Regions from separate parts of the Homo sapiens genome. Here region 2 is linked to region 1. Evidence: read pairs that join two places in POLR2A ChIA-PET (ENCODE). Cell type or tissue: MCF 10A. All regions are shown on one strand. Links, peaks and the distances in the headings refer to the core of each region. The heading gives the core; the rest is flanking DNA.

The links. Peaks named below come from ENCODE experiments on the same cell type or tissue, not always from the same donor. Only the 100,000 strongest peaks of a DNase experiment are listed, where the experiment ranks them.
Region 2: POLR2A ChIA-PET joins it to region 1 with 5 read pairs; 3 of 35 experiments call an interaction of 5 or more read pairs at or near these places.

The regions. Positions count from the first base shown.
Region 1 is chr17:4,943,899-4,946,805 of GRCh38, reverse strand. RNF167 (ring finger protein 167) reads right to left here. Exons shown (of 10, transcript NM_015528.3): 9 at 2,168-2,248; 10 at 1,584-2,091. The coding sequence ends at 1,790. It overlaps PFN1 (profilin 1), which reads left to right. Exons shown (of 3, transcript NM_005022.4): 2 at 1-178; 3 at 809-1,154. The coding sequence ends at 906. Among named protein-coding and RNA genes, the nearest start is that of PFN1, 3.2 kb to the left of the region's middle. RefSeq lists enhancers at 367-446, 1,117-1,286, 1,347-1,436, 1,447-1,496, 2,367-2,416 and 1 more. In MCF 10A, for the core only: no CTCF peak of the experiment used is centred there; a DNase peak (open chromatin) is centred at 1,405.
Region 2 is chr17:4,745,911-4,748,817 of GRCh38, reverse strand. It overlaps ZMYND15 (zinc finger MYND-type containing 15), which reads right to left. Exons shown (of 14, transcript NM_001136046.3): 14 at 2,705-2,907. The coding sequence ends at 2,828. Among named protein-coding and RNA genes, the nearest start is that of CXCL16, 7.4 kb to the right of the region's middle. In MCF 10A, for the core only: no CTCF peak of the experiment used is centred there; no DNase peak of the experiment used is centred there.

The sequences.
Region 1 (2,907 bases), core at 123-2,622:
GTCCTGGTTGGCAAAGACCGGTCAAGTTTTTACGTGAATGGGCTGACACTTGGGGGCCAGAAATGTTCGGTGATCCGGGACTCACTGCTGCAGGATGGGGAATTTAGCATGGATCTTCGTACCAAGAGCACCGGTGGGGCCCCCACCTTCAATGTCACTGTCACCAAGACTGACAAGAGTGAGTTCCTGAGTCTTACCCTTCCTTTAGCTCCAAGATCTCTAATGTACCGCCTTCTGGTAATCTTGAGGGTGCTTTTTTGTGTGATTCCCCAACATGAAGGGAGTCAGACCAGTATTGTGTTCCTTGTCTGCTGGATGCTGGAACACGGGATAGTCCCTCCATTCTGTCTCAGTTCCTCATCTTGTAATTCGAAGTTGCTGAACTGCATTACCTCTTAAATTACTTACTGCCTTGAGCTCGGATTAGAAACTGTTTTCTAGGAGTATAGGTAGATTGTTGGGGTCTTGAATCATCGAGTTCATCGTTTGAGTTCTTTTGTTAGAACCTGGAGGTGGCATGCACATCCACAGCCCTTTCTAGCCTGAACACATGAATCAACAGTCTATGAGCCTTTGACCCCTAAGTTTTTAGTCTGTTCCTCTCCAGCGTTTAAGCTTGATTTTCCTCTTTTGAAAAGCCTTATTGTTTCAGGGTGACTGACAGCCTGCCTGTGTGTGGTGGGGGGGCGGGTTGGGAGAGATGAGGTTGGGTTACAGCCCCCAGGGCTGGACAGCTGCTGAACAGCTGGCAGGGGGTGGAATTGTGACACCTGGATCCTAGCCTCCTTTCTCTTTCCTCCTCCTCCAGCGCTAGTCCTGCTGATGGGCAAAGAAGGTGTCCACGGTGGTTTGATCAACAAGAAATGTTATGAAATGGCCTCCCACCTTCGGCGTTCCCAGTACTGACCTCGTCTGTCCCTTCCCCTTCACCGCTCCCCACAGCTTTGCACCCCTTTCCTCCCCATACACACACAAACCATTTTATTTTTTGGGCCATTACCCCATACCCCTTATTGCTGCCAAAACCACATGGGCTGGGGGCCAGGGCTGGATGGACAGACACCTCCCCCTACCCATATCCCTCCCGTGTGTGGTTGGAAAACTTTTGTTTTTTGGGGTTTTTTTTTTCTGAATAAAAAAGATTCTACTAACAAGGTGCTGTGTGATTTGAGCTTGGGTGTCAGAATGGGGGATAGGCACTGTGACTTGCCTCCTTTATCGTGGCTTGGGAGCAGGGAGGTTGAGGTACTACAAGGTGCAGGAATTTGAGCTTCTGGCCAGGTGGCCCTGCCCCTCCACAGTGGCATTTCCAGGCCTAAGTCCTCAGTGTGCTGGTCAAATTGGTGGATGATGGAATAGAGCCATCTGGACCAGAGAATGGGTGCAGGCCTGCAGGCAAGGCAGGGCTAGTTGAGTCATCCTTGTGGGTGGGGCTCCCCCTTCTGAGTCATAGCAAATGCCGGCTGGGGCTGTCCCCATGACTATAGGTTAGTGTCTCTCAGCATTCCCTTGCTCCTTATGGCTAAAGGGGTGATTCCACCAAAGGGTTAAGTTCACCTGTGTGAGAATGATCTTACCCTTCCTTAGTCCACAAAGAAACAATTTTATTAGCCCAAGAAGTGAAGACCCAGTCCCTCTGCTTGCCCCAGCTCCACCCCAAAGCCCCTCAAAAGGATAGGTGTGGGTAAGGGAGAAGCTTGGGATGGAATGTCCCCTATCCCTCAGAAGACTGGAGGGAAGACGACGGTCTGTGCAAATAGGTCACCAGAGGTGTATGTGTGGGGGGTTATTAGACCAGGATAACAGGGGAAGAGGGAGGGGACAGTGGGGGATCTGTTGAAGGCCCAGGAAAAACAAGGGGAGCTGGGGCTAAGGAACCAAAGGAGGTGGGAAGAGTGGGGCTAGAACCCAAAAGTGGGGTCCTTTCTGAGGCAGGGTGGTCCCTTGGCTCCCCTTCATCACCCTCCTCTTGCCCTTGAGTTTCTTCCTCTTGGTCTTCGTCCCCAGGACCCCGATGAACAGGCTGCTTGCAAATGGGGCAGGTCTTCCGGGTCTGAGTGAGCCAGGGGTCCACGCAGCGGCTGTGGTAGGCTGCAGAGAGGAACAAGGTGAAGCACCTGGTGGCTGCTGGTGGCAGAGGGGCATGGGCAGGCAGTGAGGGCCTCACCATGAGCACAGGGGAGTACCCGCAGCTTGTCCCCATCCTCATATTCATCCAGGCAAATGGCACAGACATCATACTGGTCTCCTGGGACAGAAAGAAAATAATCTAGTCCTTCACTGAGCCACAATGACCCAGGGCTAAGGCTTTTAAAGCCTTGCAAAAATTTCCCCTCACCTACAAAGCCAGTGGAAGAGATAAGACAGGTAGGCAGGATAAGGTCAGGGCAGAACATGGAAGAATTTAGGGCTAGAAGGGACAAGCAAAGAGAAGCAGAGGTAAGAAGGGAAGTGGGTTTTTGGGGAGGTGTGAGGGTGGAGATAGGGAGTGGAAGGAACGGAAATGGGCAGGGCTTCTGCCACAGCCTTATACGGGCACTGGAGGCCCCAGGGCCTAAAGCCCCAGCCCCTTGGTACCGGTTTCTTCCTTCTCTAACTGAATCCTCCCCATTCCTCCCATTTTTCTGCTCTGTCCACATCCCCTATAAGCAAAGTCTATCCCTCTATTGTTTCCCACAATTATTTCACTTAATCATCTTTGCTTTCCATCTCCTCTCCCGTCTTCGTTGTATTTATGCATAAAAACAGAAGAAAAGACAGCATCTCAAGCTGAAACCTTCCTACTGCCATCTTTATTTTTATTATTATTTTTTTGAGAAAGGGACTCCCTCTGTCGCCCAGGCTGGAGCACAGTGGTGCAATCTCAGCCCCCGACAACCTCCGCCTTCCTGGTTCAAGTGATTCTCC
Region 2 (2,907 bases), core at 263-2,762, 200 kb after region 1:
GAGAGAAAAGATGAGGAGGGAGGGTTGAAAGTATGGGGGGAAAGCAATCTGATAAGCAGTTAACGAGCTCCTACTGTATGCTGCCATATGCCCGGCCAGGCTAGACCCTGGGGGATAGAGGTAGCACCCACCCCTTCTGGGTTGACCGTTGAAAGGGTAGACAAGAAATTGTGTGATAAAGGTCATCAAAGGGCATATGCAAGGTGCTATGAGGGCTTAATAGGGAGAGGGGTGTCTAACCTCATCTGGGGGTCAGGAAATGCTTCCTTTCCTAAGGAAGTGACATTTAGGCTGCCACCTAGGCTAAGAATTAGTTGAGCAAGAACATGGGAAGTTCTGGCCAGGTGCAGTGGCTCACACCTGTAATCCCAGCAGTTTGGGAGGCCGAGGTGGGTGGATCACCTGAGGTCAAGAGTTGGAGACCAGCCCGGCCAACATGGTGAAACCCCGTCTCTACCAAAAATACAAAAATTAGCTGCACGTGGTGGCAGGCGCTTGTAGTCCTAGCTACTTGGGAGGCTGAGGCAGGAGAACCACTTGAACCCGGGAGGCGGAGGTTGCAGTGAGCCAAGATTGTACCACTGTACTCCATCCTGGGCAATAAGAGCGAAACTCCATCTCAAAAACAAAACAAAACAAAAAACACATGGGAAGTTCCACAGTGAGAGAGCGCGTCTTTATTTAGAAGCATCTGGCTGCAGAGTTGACAGGGGAAGGAAATGGCATGAGATCAGCCTGCAGAGGTTGGCAGGGACCACATCAGCAGAACCTTGTCATCTCGATCTAACTACTGGTTGACAGGAACTGAAGAAGATAAATGAACACATGAAAAAACACCCTGAGGAAGTAATCAGCCAGCTCCTGAGTGAGGAACATTTTACGGGACAAATGATTCTGTGTCTTGTCAAATCAGTGTCATGAAATAAAAAATAAAAGCCAAGGAGGTATGTTACAAAATGAAAGAGACTTAAGAGTAACATCAACAGGGCTGGGTGCGGTGGCTCACGCCTATAATCCCAGCACTTTGGGAGGCCGAGGCAGGCGGATCACGAGGTCAAGAGATTGAGACCATCCTGGCCGACATGGTGAAACCCTGTCTCTACTAAAAATACAAAAATTAGCTGGGCGTGGTGGCGTGCGCCTGTAGTCTCAGCTACTTGGGAGGCTGAGGCAGGAGAATTGCGTGAACCCAGGAGGCGGAGGTTGCAGTGAGCCGAGATTGCACCACTGCACTCCAGCCTGGGCGACTGAGCAAGACTCCTTCTCAAAAAAAAAAAAGAGTAACATCAACAGGACTTAATTGTTCACCTTAATCCCTTGGTTAAGGTGGTATCTGCCAGGTTTCTCCTCTGTTTTTCCCTATCTATACTCAGTGACTGAAGTCATTAAGGGCAGCCCACACTGTTAAGAGCTAAGGGAAGTCACTGAAGGGACTGAAGCGAGGGAGAAATGAGGTCAGATGTCTTTTTTTTTTTTTTTTGAGACAGAGTCTCACTCTGTCACCCAGGCTGGAGTGCAGTGGCGCGATCTTGGCTGCCACCTCCACCTCTCAGGTTCAAATGATTCTCCTGCCTCAACCACCTGAGTAGCTGGGATTACAGGCCCATGCCACCACACCCGGTTAATTTCTTTTCTTTTCTTTTTTTTTTTTTTTTGAGATGGAGTTTCACTCTTGTCCCCCAGGCTGGAGTGCAATGACGCGATCTCGGCTCACTGCAACCTCCGCCTCCCAGGTTCAAACGATTCTCCTGCCTCAGCCTCCCAAGTAGCTGGGATTACAGGCATGTGCCACCATGCCCGGCTAATTTTGTATTTTTAGTAGAGACGGGGTTTTCTCCATGTTGGCCAGGCTGGTCTCGAACTCCTGACTTCAGGTGATCCACCTGCCTCGGCCTCCCAAAGTGCTGGGATTATAGGCGTGAGCCACCGTGCCCGGCCCTCAGATGTCTTTTTTTGAGGAGGAATACTCTGGGCTGCAATGTGGCGATGAGATACGGTGGAGTTTGCAGCAGGAATGGACATACCTTGATGGACTTGAGTGATTTCAGAAGAGCTCAGCAGGAGTTGATTATTGAATACGAGGTGGTGAGAAAAGGTGGAGTTGGGTGGCTGGGGCCTTTCACTGAATCCAAACCAAGGATCTGTGTGGTCCCAGGAGGTTGATTGCTTCTCCCGCCCCCAGGAAGAAGCCACTTTCCTTGCCTTGGGGCCGGTCCCTGAGGGTTACCGGGGCTGGAAAGTGACTAGCCAACACATAATTAGGAGAACCATGGGATTACCAAGGAGGGTCACAATCCCTGACTGTGAGTTAAAGAAATGACAGCCGTTGAGGGGACTAAAAGGGTCTGGGGGAAAGTAAGTCATCCCTAACTCCTTTTCCGATGCGGGCGGATCACCTGAGGTCAGGAGTTCGAGACCAGCCTGGCCAATATGGCGAAACCCTGTCTCTACTAAAAATACAAAAATTAGCCGGGTGTGGTGGCGCATGCATGTAATCCCAGCTCCGGAGGGTGAGGCAGGAGAATCGCTTTAACCCGGGAGGCAGAGGTTGCAGTGAGCCGAGATCGTGTCCCCTGCACTCCAGCCTCGGTGACAAGAGGGAAACTCCGTCTCAAAAAACAAACAAACAAAAAAATCTTTCTCTTCGTTCCCAGTTTAATGGCCCAATTATGAGCGTGTAATCAAAAGATCCATGACTCAGTGGTTTCAAACAAGTAATTTTATTTACCTTTTCATGTTTTACCAACCTGTCCTCCCCCTAGGCCTTGAGTGTTTTCACGTTTTCCTTTCAGTGTTTGGGAGCTGGGGACTACTAGGGTATCAGCATTCATTTCCGCCGGCGGGCCCCCCGCCCAGGTTTCTTTTCTCCTCGGCGCCTTCGGGTGGGGGCAGGAGGAGCAGAGGGAG